Linked DNA regions of Homo sapiens: regions 1, 2, 4 and 5 are each linked to region 3. A link is a contact called in ENCODE Hi-C or POLR2A ChIA-PET data. All regions are on one chromosome and are shown on one strand. The core of a region is the stretch at or near the end of the contact, and the rest is flanking DNA. Distances in the headings are between cores, read along the strand shown.

Region 1 (2,700 bases), core at 46-2,545, 470 kb before region 3:
AAAAATACAAAAATGAGCCGGGCATGGTGGTGCATGCCTGTAATCCCAGCTACTCGGGAGGCTGAGGCAGGAGAATTGCTTGAACCCGGAAGGCGGAGGTTGCAATGAGCCGAGATTGCGCCACTGCACTCCAGCCTGGGCAACAAGAGCAAAACTCCATCTCACACACACACACAAAATCTTTGGAGAAACGAATCCTACTCCTGGGGCCTCAATATCATATCTTCCCAGAACCTTGCCTTGGGAGCAATTCCAGCTCTAACATCTCCATATCAAACACGAGGCTGTGCATATCAGAACACAGCCTTGTCCATGTGAAACACAAGGCTGTGCTTTTTCAGTTGGAAACTTCATTCTGGATCTCAAATATCCAACTTTCTTTTCGATAGCCATTTGACTGCACACTGTGCAACGTGGTTATAAGGTGAAATGACTGAGGCAGTGAAAGAAATCCCAGTATAACAAACTCCAAGAAACCACGTAACTTAAAATTGGCCCCAGAGGTTGGCGAGGCTGCATGCCACTGTGTATTATGCATTATGAAAGCGACAGGGGCCATGCTTTAGAACAGAAGGTCTCAGAGTCTTCACAGACACAGATCGAGCCATACGGGGACCTTGTCCACGTATTCCTGAGCCCCAGAACTGCAGAAATCAAACTCTACAAAAGCTGCACCAGGCCAGTTTTGATCACAGTCTCCAGTGGGTCACAACAGCGCTGTCACAGGATCACTGATAACAGCATGACACATTCATAGTCACCGCTCAGCGCCGTCACACAAACGGCCCCGCCCCCACTCAGTCCCGCGGGCCCAATCGGGGACAGTCAGGGCTGTCCCGGGCTGTGCACCTGCTGTGCACACACACCCCCTGCTGTGCACACCCCCCGCCCCCCCGGGACCATCACAGGCGCGCCCACTCACACCACCACACACGGACGCAGCCACAGAACGGCACACACAAACACAATCACACAGTCTCCCTCCCCAGCAGGTGACTTGCACACAGGCCTGGGGCTTCTGCCTCCACAAACCCTCTCCGCGTCCCATGAACCCAGGTCCCCTGCCGTGAGCTCTTCTCGCATCCAGACCCGGGTCACCTCAACTCACCACATGGAAAACGAACACCAGGTCAACGGAAAAGGGAGCCGGGGTCCTGGCAGAAGCGTAGTGCCAGCCGCAATAGGGCGGCCGTGGGTGCAAACGGAGGGGAGCGCCGGCAGCTAGCACCGCGCGGCGACTAACGGGCCGCCCCGGAGACTCCTGGGAGCTCAGGCCCACGCGCGAGTGCGCAGGCGCAGACGACTCACCCTGGGCCGGGGGTGAGGCTTGGTGGGTGCCAGGGGTGCTGAGGAGGCCAAGGAGGGCACTGGGAGCTCCGTTCCGGGAGAGCTGTCTAAGGACGCGGAACCGGGTGGGGAGGCCAGGGAGGTAACCAAGAGTCCGAGCCGGGCCTGGAAATTCTGAGGAGGAAACCGGGACCGCGGTATCCAGACGCTCCGATCTGTACGAGCCGGGCCTCGGGCGTGGTCCATGGGCGTGACCTTGAGGGTGACCCGGAGCGAGCTCCGCGAAGGGGGATTTTGCCCGTTCTGATCCCGCGGAAGCGCCATCGCTGGCGGCGGGTCCCCGCGCGGAGCGGGCGCTGTGTGTTCGCGCGCGCGGGCGCGCGCTGAATAGGGGTGGCCTCCTGCGCCCAACCTGCTGCATTTTAGGTGCTTGCCTCTCTTTGGGATGTTGTGGCCGATTGTGTGTGAAAAGTGAACGGAGTAGTGTTGCTGCGCGAGGTTTCCTCTGCGTGTGTCTATTTTTAGATTAGGTGTGAGTCGCATTTGAGACTGCCTTTGAGTGTGGAGAATTGCAAGTGATTTGTAGGTGTGGTTGTGACTGCCTGGAGTCGTGTTAGCTGCTGTCTGAGGTTGTGAATGACAAGTGGGGCCTGTAGGTTGGTGGTTCTCTGAAGGATGTTTGATTGACTGTGACTCTGCATGTGTTTGTAACCTACTGTTACTTCTGGTGGTTTTGTGGCCTTAGTGACCTAAATATTTGAATGATTGAGGAACTCTGTTATGACCATGGCTAGTTGGTTATGTAAGACTTGATTATCTGAATAGTAGCCATTAAGCCTGCCTCCAAAACTGTAACTAAGTAGCAATTTAGCAAATAAAATAGAGATAACAGTATCAGAGGGGAAGAGATGATTTTCATAATTCCCAGATTCATTTCCTGGAAACACCATATTAACTAAAACCAGTATGTTGAAATGAATAGCATTCCATTGGGGACATGCAGGAAATTTTTTTTTTTTTTTTTTTTTTACCATAACTACCACTTTTGTTGTTGTTTTTTGTTTGTTTTAAGACAAGGTCTTGCTCTTTTGCCCAGGCTGGAGTGTAGTGGCATGATCTCTGCTCACTGCCACCTCTACCTCTGAAGTTCAAGTGATTCTCCTGCCCCAGCTTCCTGAGTAGCTGGGACTACAGGCTTGTGCCACCACGCTCGGCTAGTTTTTGTATTTTTAGTAGAGATGGGGTTTCACCATGTTGCCCAGGCTGGTCTTGAACTCCTGACCTCAAGTGATCCCCTCCCCCCGCCCCCTCGGCCTGCCAAAGTACTGGGATTACAGGTGTGAGCCACTGTGCCTGGCATAACTACCACTTTCAACACTTGTATATGAGTGAGGTTTCCTACTCCCTTAGGCT
Region 2 (2,700 bases), core at 10-2,509, 280 kb before region 3:
GGCTCACTGCAACCTCCGGCTCACTGCAACCTCCAACTCTCCAACTCTCCAACTCTCCAACTCTCCAACTCTCCAACTCTCCGGTTCACGCGATTCTTGTGCCTCCGCCTCCCGACTAGGTGGGATTACAGGCGCCCGCCAGCACGCCTGGCTAATTTTTGTATTTTTAGTACAGACGGGGGTTTCATCATGTTGGCGGCCGGACTGTTCTCTAACTCCTGACCTCAAGTAATCGGCCCGCCTCGGCCTCCCAAAGTGCTGGAACTACAGGCGTGAGCCACCGCGCCCGGCCCCATTTCCTTTATTTTATTTTACTATGTTCAGACGGAGTTTCGCTCTTGCTGTCCAAGCTGGAATGCAGTGGCGCGATCTCGGCTCACCGCAACCTCTACCTCCCAGGTTCAAGCGATTCTCCTGCATCAACCTCCGGAGTAGCTGGGATTACAGGCGCACGCCACCACGCCCGACTACATTTCCTTTATTTTATTTTTATACTTTACTAGCCTGTTTGTTGATCACAAGACTGGCGGTGCACAAGGTTGGGTCTCGGTGTTCACCGGGCGGTGGGCGTGGGCGAGGTGGGAGGGTCTCCAGCGCCTGGTGCTAATCTCCAAGAAAGTGCAGGAAACAGCACCAAACGTGATTGCAAAGTTTTGGTTTGGCGCGGCGGGTAGGCGTTCCAGCGCAGAAATGCGCAGGAAAGTTTCTGCTGTGCTTGTAGGAAGGTCGGCCACAAGCACTTCTTTTGTTTTTTGAAACCGAGTTTCGCTCTGTCGCCCAGGCAGGAGTGCAGTGGCGTGATATCCGCTCACTGCAAGCTCCGCCTCCCGGGTTCACGCCATTCTGCGGCCTCAGCTTCCCGAGTAGCTGGGACTATAGGCGCCCGCCACCACGTCTGGTTAATTTTTCGTATTTTTAGTAGAGACGGGGTTTCACCGTGTTAGCCAGGATGGTCTCGATCTTCTGACCTCGTGATCCGCCCGCCTCGGCCTCCCAAAGTGCTGGGATTACAGGCGTGAGCCGCCGCGCTCGGCCGGCCCCAAACACTTCTTATTGGCTAATCTGGAGCAAACCTGCATATCCATTGGCTGAAAGCTCCGTCTATTTTAGGGTGACTGAGAGCGTCTCTTCCTTCTGTGTTGCCTGGAAACGGACTGTTCGCCTAGTAACATCTGATCACGTTTCCCATTGGTCACCGTTTCCGGAAGCCCGCTCTCCCGTTTCCGGAATCCCCGCAGGCGCTGGGTCTGCAGATGGCGTCCAGGTACACAGTGGCGAGTGTGATTCCGCAGTCTTGGGCTGTTTGGCCAAGCGCCCGCCGGACATGGTACGCCGAAGGGTCATCGGCGTGGAGTCCTCGCTTTCAGCGTCCGCGGCTGGGAAATCGGCCATCGCTACGGCGGGAACTGGGACTCGGGCTGCGTCCCGGCCCTTCCACATCGGTCCACCGCACTCGTGGGCGCCCGCATTGGTGCTGACATAATTTCCTGACCTCTGACCCGTATTGTCTCGCGATTAAAGGTAAAAAACGGGGCTTTTTCATCCCACTGGGGTAAAACGCCCTTTTATTTCTAGCCAGGTGTTCTGTTGCAGAACGCCTCGAAGGGAGGGAGTGACCGGCAGGTTGAGGTTTATTAAATAAAATACATTCCTGGTTTATATTATGTTTATAATAAAGCACCCCACCCTTTAAAAAATCTCACGTTTTGCCAGTTGCATTATTTAGTGGACTGTCTCTGATAAGGACAGCCAGTTAAAATGGCATTTTGTTGTTGTTGCTAATTAAACCAATTTTTAGTTTTGGTGGTTTTCCTAACAGCAGCAACTTCTCAGGCTTTATAAAATCATATTTCTTGTGGGAAATTTCTGTGAAAGGCGCAGCGAGTTAGTTTGGAATTGTTTTAAAGGAAGTAAGTTCCTGGTTTTGATATCTTAGTAGTAGTATTTTCCCCAGTGTCTTTGAAATCTTATTTTTGGAGCACGTATGTAGAGTAACTTTTGTGAAAGAAACAACTTTTATTTTTTATTATTATTTTTTTTTGAGACGGAATTTCGCTCTCGTTGCCCAGGCTGGAGTGCAATGGTGCAATCTCTGCTCACTGCAACCTCCGCCTCCCGGGTTGAAGCGATTCTCCTGCCTCAGCCTCACGAGTAGCTGGGATTATAGGCATGTGCCACCACGTCCAGCTAATTTTGTATTTTTAGTAGAGATGGGGTTTCTTTATGTTGGTCAAGCTGGTCTCGAACTCCCGACCTGGGGTGATCTGCCCGCCTCGGCCTCCCAGAGTGCTGGGATTACAGGTGTGATCCACCGCACCTGGCTGATTTCATATATATATCTTCCTAAATCCTTTAAAAAGTTAGTGGATCTCTTACTTTTGTAGGATTTATTTCATAGTGTGAATGAGACACCTGTAGGCTCCAGGTCTCTGTCTTCATGAGGTGTGAAGATTCAGTGCTTTATAAAACAGTCCCCACATTCTTCAAAGGCCTTGTTCTTAATTCTCAGCACGCTTGTGCTTCTGACATTGTTACTAAAATTAAGCTAAGTTTTTCTGGTTATGTGAGAGCTGTGGAAATGTCCAGCGTTAGCCACTAATGTTTCTCCTTGATATTTCTCCGTATCTTAATACTGACTCTCAATCCATTACTCAGATGGGTGTCCTTTTCCTGGATGTCTGGAAACTAAGCCTGGCTATC
Region 3 (2,700 bases), core at 62-2,561:
ATTCAAAAATCATAAAAGGCCAAGAGGTCTTGAAGTAAGTAAAAATAAGTTCAGGTTTACCAACAAACTCTACAGCCTTAAGTTACTTTCTGCCGGCCAAGGTTTTCTCATCAGAAAATGAGGACAAGTGTTTGACCTAGAATTTGGGAAATCTGACTAGTGCTGTACTGTGCTAAAATTCACTCTTCTTATGTATAACGTTGTTTTATTATTTTATTAGTTGATGGCCTCTCAACCGTACCCAGTAATAAGAGAAACTTTACCCTCTAATTAGAAAATAATGGATATCTACTTTTGGCCTGCTGTGGCAGAGGAAAAGGCAGTTACCCTAGGACTGGTTTTGAAATAATCTTTCTAAAAACAAAGAAAAAACTACGTTAATTTTGGATTCTTCCCGATAACACATATATTTGATCCAATAGAAAAATGATGTCTAAATTACTTGTCAGATAAATTGATTATCTTTTCCAGATTATTACATTACTATTTAAGGAAGAAATAACTTGGCCATAGTATTTTCACTGTCACACACGATCACACACAGCTCATTTGCTCTTGGCACCCTTACAGACACTGAAATACAAGCACAAAGAAAGCACGTTTATATAACACAGATCACCAGTTACTCAATTACGGCCACACACAAAAAAGCAGATATACATACAGATACCCTTCATAAGCAAACCACAATAGAGATCTGTGTAAAATCGTCTTACTCTGTTAGACGATTCTACACAGTTATAAAATCCCATTACTACGCAGCTTAAAGTACAAATCACCTCACACCCCACAGCAGGAAGAATCACACACAGGCAGAAACACAACCATACACACCCGGCCACGGAAAGACTCTCAGTCCACCTGGCATCTCCCATTGTCACACACACCCCAAGGGCCTGGGAGGGCACACACAGGGTCCTCTGCAAATCCGAGGTTCCGGCGGGTCCCCGCACCGGCCCCAGCTCCTCCCCCGCACCTGCCTGGCCGGCGGGTCCCACCCTCTCTCCTGCCAGGGGTAGACCCTGGGACCACTCAGCTCGCTCTCGCAGGCCCTGAGCGTCTGACGCCTGCGCACTGAGCGCGGGCGGGCGGGCACTCCCAGAAACCTCCGGGGCGCTGCAGGCGGGACAAGCAGGTTCCACAGGCCGAGCCCACGAGCCCCTCGAGGGGTGAGCGGCCCGGGCCTCCTGGCGTTCTGGCCGGCTAGCCAAGCGCTGGACTACATTTCCCAGAGGCACGGCGTCCGGAGCGCTGGACTACATTTCCCAGAGGCACCGCTCCCGGAGCGTAGCTTCATTTCCGTTAGTTTGCGAGATTTGGAGGCCTCGCGTGGGGAGAGGGCCGCGTCTGTGGAGGAGCTTGGCTCCGCACCTGCTGGGCTGGCGAACCCGAAATTGGGCTTGGAACCCGGGAGCCAGATCTTGGACCCTGAACTGCACCTCTGTCAAGGTAGGAGTGTCCGGGATGCCGGAGCGGACACGCGCGGAGAAAGCGTCGCTGGGGTTACTCGTGTGGCCGTGTCTCCGGTTTTGTGTGCAGGCTACAGCCTGCCTGGTATTGGCGACTGCCTGTGCATACACGACTGGACGTGTGTGGCTGTGGTTTTGTGTATGAGCATTTGTATGAGTGTGAGTTGTGACTCTGAGGGTGTTTGTGACTGTTTGCTTACCTGGCTGGGATATACTTATGTGACTGTGATTTTATGTGTGCCGCGTGTATAATTGGGGTTTGCCTGTGACTATGAAGTGTGTGACAGTTGTGACAAGAGTGTTTGGATGTTCTTGTGTCACTTTGAGGTTGTGTGTAAACCTGATATCGTGGGATGGATTTGCCAGTAAATTTAAGGTGTGTGACAGTGTTGCTGTGACACGGTGTTTATTACCGCGTGTTTCCCTGATTTCGTACTGGGTTGGGTGACTGTCTGATTGTGTGTGACTGTGGGGTTGTGTGTGCTGTTTTCATGACTGTGTAAAGAGACTAAAATTGCAGCTTTGAAAGGGTGTTTTTGGCGGTATGTGTCTCTGACAAGGTGCTTGGATGTAATTATATGCCTTGTACTTAATGGGATTTTGTTTGAGACAAGGTGGTCTAACAATGTAGCATAATTGGGTGATTGTGCCTCTAGCTGTGTAACTGTGGAAATGTGATTATGTGTGACTTTATGTGGCCATTTGTATATTCTGTGACCTTATGGGGGTTTAGTCCAGTACAGAAGTAAATTTCTTTTTGGTATTTCTGGGGTTCATTTGGGGCTGAGGTCTGCCTATGGATTGTGAGTCCCATGTGGCTCTGTGCTCCTCCCATGTGGCTCTGAGGACTTAAGGACTTTTTGATTTGACCACAGTGGCTGCCCTTTCATCCATGGCCTGTATTGCTTCATTTCTGTATCCATCCTCGGTTCACCTTGGGAAATGTAGTTACTTACGAGTTCACGACTTCTTCCCTGCGTCCTCTTGCCTTATAGCCTTAAGGGGATTGGGTGCAGGGAAGTGGCAAGAAGTAAGGAAGTCAGACATTTGGACACCTGAGTGATGAATAGGAGTTATTTGCAAGTTACAGACCTGGTCTTAGGATGAGAATTTTAGGGCTGATAATACCTTCAAGACAGCCACTGGATGCTGTGCGCGGTGGCTCACATCTGTAATCCCAGCGCTTTGGGAGGCAGAGGCGGGTGGATTACCTGAGGTCATGGTTTCACCA
Region 4 (2,700 bases), core at 103-2,602, 310 kb before region 3:
ACCAATCAGGAGCTGAAGTGAAAGTTTGGCCCGGGACCAATTAGGGGCTGAAGTGAAAGTTTGGCCCGGGACCAATCAGGAGCTGAAGTGAAAGTTTGGGCCGGGACCAATCAGGAGCTGAAGTGAAAGTTTGGCCCGGGACCAATCAGGGGCTGAAGTGAAAGCTTGGCCCGGGACCAATGAGGGGGTGAAGTTATGATTCAAAGAGGCCGCGCTCACAGTCTAAAGCATGTCCAAAAAAGGAAAGTGGCCGCCGGAACCTGTTAGTCCAAGCTGCACCGTTTCGTAAGCCCCCACCATTTCACAGACCCTGGTCAGAGGGAAACATTCCACCCGGGTTTGGGCTGTGCGAAACATCCTTCCCAACCGCCTGACTTCCTTATCACATCCTGCTGGGCAAAAGCCCAAGAAACATCCTTATCAACTTTCTCCCAGGCAACAAGCCATACCGCCCAGACCCCTCCTGCCCAGGCCTGTAATTACCCCAGCCTGGAAGCGGCAGTGGGCTCTGGCATTTAGTTGGTCCCCGCCATAGAGCCGCCAACTCTCTCTCTTTCTTTAACCCTCGCCTTCCCTTCAAAATCTAACAGAGCCCACCGTGTACATGCCCACAAAAGAAGCGACTATTTCGTGGAAGCCCGCTGGTCACACAAAGGACAAAGGCGTTTCTATGTTGGGCCTCGGTCCCTTATCAGTGCAGCTGAGGAATGTCTTCAGGACAACCCCCCTGTGGAGTTTTCCTTATGTATGCCTGCAGCCTGATTTTTCAGGCTGTTTCTCTGTTTAAAGGACTTTTACCAAGGTCCCACCCTAACTGCCTAAAGAGTTTTTTCTCTCAAGGGGACACACAAAGTCCCAATCGCACACATGCCTCCGCATATCCACTTACCCACTGCCTCACAGCCAATCACACTCTCCTCTCTCACATACACCAAGGGGCCACACAAGTTGCACTTGCACAGCCACAGACCTGCAACTCACGCACACAAGGTACTGCACAGACACGCAAAGTCACACACCCACCCCGGGACACGCAGTCCAACCACACAGTCACCGGTTCTTCACATCCGCACGCACAACGAGGGTCGTCCAGGACACACACACCCACTCCGGGCGCGCACAGTCACAAGCGCCCACCTGATCACCCAGAGTCAGCACCACACAGCCACAGTCACAGACCACGGAGACCCACGGCAGCCATCGCGATCACACACGCAAACTCCTCTCCTCAGCCCTCCACACACAAAAGGACCGGAGCCGGATTCCTCACCCTCAGCATTCTCTGGTTCCGCTCGGGGCCAGCCTAGCCAAGTTCCTCAGGACTCCAAGGCGCGGCGGCAGCTAAATCGGCACAGCAAACGGTCCCGCCACCTGGCTAAGAGGAAGCCAAAATCTCGCGAGACGTGGCGTCGGCCTGCGGGATCCTCTGGGAAATGTAGTCCAGAGCCCGACTGCGGGCTTCCCTATGCCTCTCATTTCCAAGCCTGGCTTGTTTCCTTTTACCGCTCCTCTCCAACGAGGATCGCAGAGCCCTCATGCCGAGCGGCTCGCTATGGGGCCGGCTCGCCCGCTAGAGTGGTCAGGCCTGATTATCCCTGGCAGCTCTGTTATCTGGGGTAAGACACAGGAAAACGTGCTTCCGGTTCTCGGCGGAAGTAGCCCCGAACGGTAGAACCGATGGGAAATGTAGTCCAGGGCAGAAAAGCGGTCAACCCAGCCACGATGCGAGCCAAAGGATTCTTGGCTCCAAGCCTGGTCCTGGCTGTTAGTTTGGAACTCATGCACCCAGATGCTAACTCGCCCTCAGAATGCAGAGGGGATGAAACACTGACCGGACAATTCAATCTGTATATGGGTGAGTCCAGGGCTCAGTCTGCATTGCGCGGAAAATGAAGGTGAAGGTGGAGGTGGGACCTGATGGTCTCGTCCCGGATAGGGTTGAAGAAGTGGGAGAAAAGGAATCAAAATCGTGGATGGGATAAGATTGTGCGCGAATGCTCTCTGGGAGCGGATCGTGGCCGACGAGGGCCCGAAGATGCTGCCTTGTGATCGCAGGTGTGAGTGGAAGCTGTGTGAGTGTCAATGTGAGTTGCCTGTTTGGGAGACCAGCATTGTATTTTTGTATCAGGTAGTAACCTTGGAGCCAGGTATTTGTAAAATTATGATAAGAGGGCATCATTCTGGAGCATCGATTTTATTTGGAGGTTGACAGGAGAGGGAAAAAAACCCCTAATATCTGATAAACAACATAAATAGATTTTTATGTTAAAGTAGTTATATTTATTACGGTCTAGAATGCAAATCCAACATGGCTTTTAAAGCAAGAAAGATTTTTTTTATACAAAGTCAAAGGTATTATTTTTATACACTTACTACAAAACATACAAATAGTATACCAAGCCTAAGAATATAAAGAGTCTAGCTTTAATTAATTGAATGTAAATTTAAAAACAAGCATCTAATAAGTAGTCCTTTTCACACATCGAAAAGCCAATTTCGGAATTTTTTTAAAAACTCAAATTACAAAGTAACAAATATCTGGTGTCTTAGTAACTTGAAGATCAGTACTAATGATTAAGCCAGCTTATATGCTAATATGATACATGAAAAAGCCTGTATTTCACAAATAGCAAACCACTAAAACTTTAATTTTCCACAGAAGCCATTGTTTCACACCAATAATTATGTTAAAGATCAAGA
Region 5 (2,700 bases), core at 75-2,574, 470 kb after region 3:
TAAAAAACCATAAAACATTTGTTTAAATTTAAAGGATTTGTTTAATCTGCCCTATTAATTGCAATTTTCACAGTTAACTAGTACTATTTTTTATTTAAATAATAGTATGTATGTAACAGAATAGTAAAGATGTAACCTGTGGATGCTGTTTTACAGCAGCAGAAACTGGAACACATGCAGTCTCATGATTGTCCTACTCTTTTGCCAGATCATTGCATTGTCTGCCCAGGCACCCCTCATCCCATCTCTCTCCATCCCTTTTCTTACCTTTTCATGTTCCTTGTCTTTTCATGACAGCATTTATCAATGTCTGAAAGTAGAATGTTGTTGATTGACTCTCTCTTCAACTAGAACATAAGCAATGAGCGGCCCAGCCTTTGTCCCACACACTGCAGTGTGTCCCACTTCTAAGAAAGTGTCCAACACACAGCAGGAACTCAGTCAGCATTTCTTGAATGAATTAAGTGAAGTGATGCATACAGGCCACATTCTGAGCTGCTGGAGGAGCCAGTAGTTGATTACCAAACTCTAGTCCTTTATCTTGGTGTCCTGATGTCCTGACTGATACACAGTTTGTAGGCAAATAGCTGGTGGGGTTTAGTAGTATGGGATAGAATAAAGGGAGATGTAATTGGGACACTCTCCACATTATCTGCCCCCATGAAAAGCTAGTTCCAGGTGTTGCCATCTCTGCCCCACACTGGGCTTGCCTTAGTCCTCGTTCCCGCCTTTTCCAGACAGCAGTGCTGAGAAGCAGGAGCCCCTGAGCTTGGAGACGCAGGAAGAGCCCTGGGAGGCCCAGATCAAAGGGAGGCAGTCAGCTCATGGAGCCGAGGAATGTTCTGCTGACACCCACCCCGAGGGTATCCGGTATGTTTCTGTGCACCAGCGACCCCTCCACACCTCACCAGATTGGTTCCCCAGCCCCGTGGGACCCAATTCCGGGTCAATTCCAATTTGATTCCAGTCCAGAATCAAATCAGAAGAGCAATCCCGAGTGCCCACCTCACGGTCTGAAGCACCTCCTCCTACACCCGGACCCAAACACGAGGTCGGCTCAAGGAGGCACTGAGGTCACGACAGTCAGGGTCCTGCGCTGCTTGTCGCATGCAGTCTCCTTCCCCGAACCGCCGCCTGCACGGCCTCCACTGTTTTCCTATTGGGCTGCAGCCTGAGAGCCCTGACAATGCGGCCCACAAACCGGGAACGCGAAAGTGCACGTACCAGGCGCGATCACCAGGCGCTAGCGCTGAGGGGGGACTCGCGTCACAGTAACCGCCACCGTTGCCGGGGGACTGGCCCCAGCGGCTTGGCCCCCAGGCGTCTGTGGCAGTGCGTCCCCTCTCCGCGGGATCGTCGCCATGGTCCTGCGATCCTAGGAGTCGGGCAAGGCCGAACCTGCCTGAAGAAACCTCAAGCGGAGATTCAAGGAAGCACCACGTGATCCCTAAGGATCCCAAAGATGCGTCGGGCATGCATGGGCGGTGTGAGGGTGCGTCTCCCTGACAGGTGTCCCCGCTGGGATTTCGAGGTACGGCCTGCCTGTGTTCCCCGGGGCGCTCTCTTTCCGGAGGGGTTTCCTGGCAGAGAGCAGAACCGCGCAGCCTCAGGAGCTGCCTGGCTGTGTGTGTTTCTGTGCGACTGTTGGATGTTTCCGTGTGTCTTTCTGTGTGTGCGTGTGAGTGTGTGTGTGGTGTGCGGTGAAAGAAATGTGGCTCGTGCAGTGAAGCGCGGTTTCTCTGTAGTTCGCCTACGCTCTGATGCGCCCGTCTCTTTGGCCGGGCTTGGGTTGCGGGGCAAGCGTTCTTTGTTTCGCTCTTGGTTCCTAAAGCCTCGGTGAAGTGGGGGGCTGGCTGCGACCCGCAAACGTCCAAATCACCTCCCCTCCCAAGCCGCCCACTCTTCCAGAAAGAAGACCAGCACACGACAACCAAGAACAAATTCCTCCAGGGGCCCATGGTCCTGCGGCACACCCAAGGCTGGACGGACCCTAGCTGTCCTGTCCTCAGTACCCCCTTGAGCCCACTTCTAATTCGGTGGCTGGCGGAGTCGCAGCTTCAGGACCTGAGGCGGGCACTCCTTCATCCTCTTCAGATTTCATTCTGGATTAAAGGATGTGTGCAGAAAAAAGGTCAGATGGGGGTGAAGATACAATCCGCTGAGGTGTGGAGGAGGTCTCGCACCTTCACCTGCAGAACAGGTGCAGACAGATGTCAAAGAAACTGTTTCCAACGCCATCCCCTTTTCCTCTTCACTGTACAACCTGTCCACACCATGGCGCTGTGCTGGCGATAGAAGACACGAGTGTTCGGAGAACCTTTGGACCGAAGACTGTCGCCTTTCTGGCCAGGTCCCCTGTTGGACCCTGGTTCCCCGAGGCACATGGGAGTGGGATGGATTGATCCTGCCTGGGCTGCGGCCTCTACTCTGTTCTCCCTCTTTTCTTGCCTTCCCTGATTCTCGTCGGCCCAGGTTTTCCTTGGTCTGGCTCACAGTCCTCCAGAACGTCCTTCACAGCAAATGTTTCCCAGTTCGTCCAGGACCACCTTGGCGGGGACGTAGGTGATGAGTGTTTCCTTCTCAACACTCACATTTCTTAATGACTGGGTAGCTGTGATGCTCTTGGAACCGTGGGTGCCCGTAGCTTTCCCCAATAAGGAAACTCTTGGTCTCCCCATTGCATCAGATGGCTGCATGATT

Evidence for each region. Hi-C counts contacts between places; a loop is a spot of excess contacts on that map. ChIA-PET counts read pairs that join two places held with the same protein, here RNA polymerase II (POLR2A). Pooled maps may share reads with other maps.
Region 1: a loop to region 3 is called in a map of naive thymus-derived CD4-positive, alpha-beta T cell, with 19 times the contacts of the local background. The contact joins the promoter of ZNF382 here to the promoter of ZNF420 in region 3. A Hi-C loop is called at or near these places in 2 of 168 maps with a recorded cell type or tissue (CD4-positive, alpha-beta memory T cell and naive thymus-derived CD4-positive, alpha-beta T cell), 2 of 37 single-sample maps with no recorded cell type and 10 of 50 pooled maps. POLR2A ChIA-PET finds 5 or more read pairs at or near these places in 7 of 52 experiments (CD4-positive, alpha-beta T cell, CD4-positive, alpha-beta memory T cell, HEK293 and 3 more).
Region 2: a loop to region 3 is called in a map of CD8-positive, alpha-beta T cell, with 21 times the contacts of the local background. The contact joins the promoter of ZNF790-AS1 here to the promoter of ZNF420 in region 3. A Hi-C loop is called at or near these places in 2 of 168 maps with a recorded cell type or tissue (both CD8-positive, alpha-beta T cell), 9 of 37 single-sample maps with no recorded cell type and 14 of 50 pooled maps. POLR2A ChIA-PET finds 5 or more read pairs at or near these places in 2 of 52 experiments (CD4-positive, alpha-beta T cell and WTC11).
Region 4: a map of CD8-positive, alpha-beta T cell shows a loop between it and region 3 (15-fold over the local background). The contact joins the promoter of ZNF850 here to the promoter of ZNF420 in region 3. A Hi-C loop is called at or near these places in 13 of 168 maps with a recorded cell type or tissue (B cell, CD4-positive, alpha-beta T cell, CD4-positive, alpha-beta memory T cell and 7 more), 24 of 37 single-sample maps with no recorded cell type and 30 of 50 pooled maps. POLR2A ChIA-PET finds 5 or more read pairs at or near these places in 2 of 52 experiments (HEK293 and WTC11).
Region 5: a loop to region 3 is called in a map of endothelial cell of umbilical vein, with 19 times the contacts of the local background. The contact joins the promoter of ZNF571-AS1 here to the promoter of ZNF420 in region 3. A Hi-C loop is called at or near these places in 1 of 168 maps with a recorded cell type or tissue (endothelial cell of umbilical vein), 6 of 37 single-sample maps with no recorded cell type and 5 of 50 pooled maps.

What each region holds. Positions count from the first base shown.
Region 1 is chr19:36,604,018-36,606,717 of GRCh38, forward strand. It overlaps ZNF382 (zinc finger protein 382), which reads left to right and starts at 1,296. Exons shown (of 5, transcript NM_032825.5): 1 at 1,296-1,330. It also overlaps a transcript of ZNF529 not described here. RefSeq lists enhancers at 568-707, 1,688-1,747 and a silencer at 1,268-1,327.
Region 2 is chr19:36,796,291-36,798,990 of GRCh38, forward strand. ZNF790-AS1 (ZNF790 antisense RNA 1) reads left to right here and starts at 1,260. Exons shown (of 6, transcript NR_040027.1): 1 at 1,260-1,521. RefSeq lists silencers at 822-891, 902-1,061 and an enhancer at 1,482-1,551.
Region 3 is chr19:37,077,122-37,079,821 of GRCh38, forward strand. It overlaps ZNF420 (zinc finger protein 420), which reads left to right and starts at 1,312. Exons shown (of 5, transcript NM_144689.5): 1 at 1,312-1,449. LOC105372390 (a long non-coding RNA gene) reads right to left here and starts at 1,076. Exons shown (of 2, transcript XR_001754095.2): 1 at 977-1,076. RefSeq lists a silencer at 768-1,057 and an enhancer at 1,148-1,387.
Region 4 is chr19:36,771,455-36,774,154 of GRCh38, forward strand. It overlaps ZNF850 (zinc finger protein 850), which reads right to left and starts at 1,353. Exons shown (of 5, transcript NM_001193552.2): 1 at 1,271-1,353. It overlaps LOC728485 (a long non-coding RNA gene), which reads left to right and starts at 1,699. Exons shown (of 2, transcript NR_164117.1): 1 at 1,699-2,055. RefSeq lists a silencer at 893-1,187 and enhancers at 1,174-1,313, 1,454-1,613.
Region 5 is chr19:37,547,625-37,550,324 of GRCh38, forward strand. It overlaps ZNF571-AS1 (ZNF571 antisense RNA 1), which reads left to right and starts at 1,325. Exons shown (of 6, transcript NR_038248.1): 1 at 1,325-1,531. LOC124904708 reads right to left here. Exons shown (of 2, transcript XR_007067248.1): 1 at 268-2,700.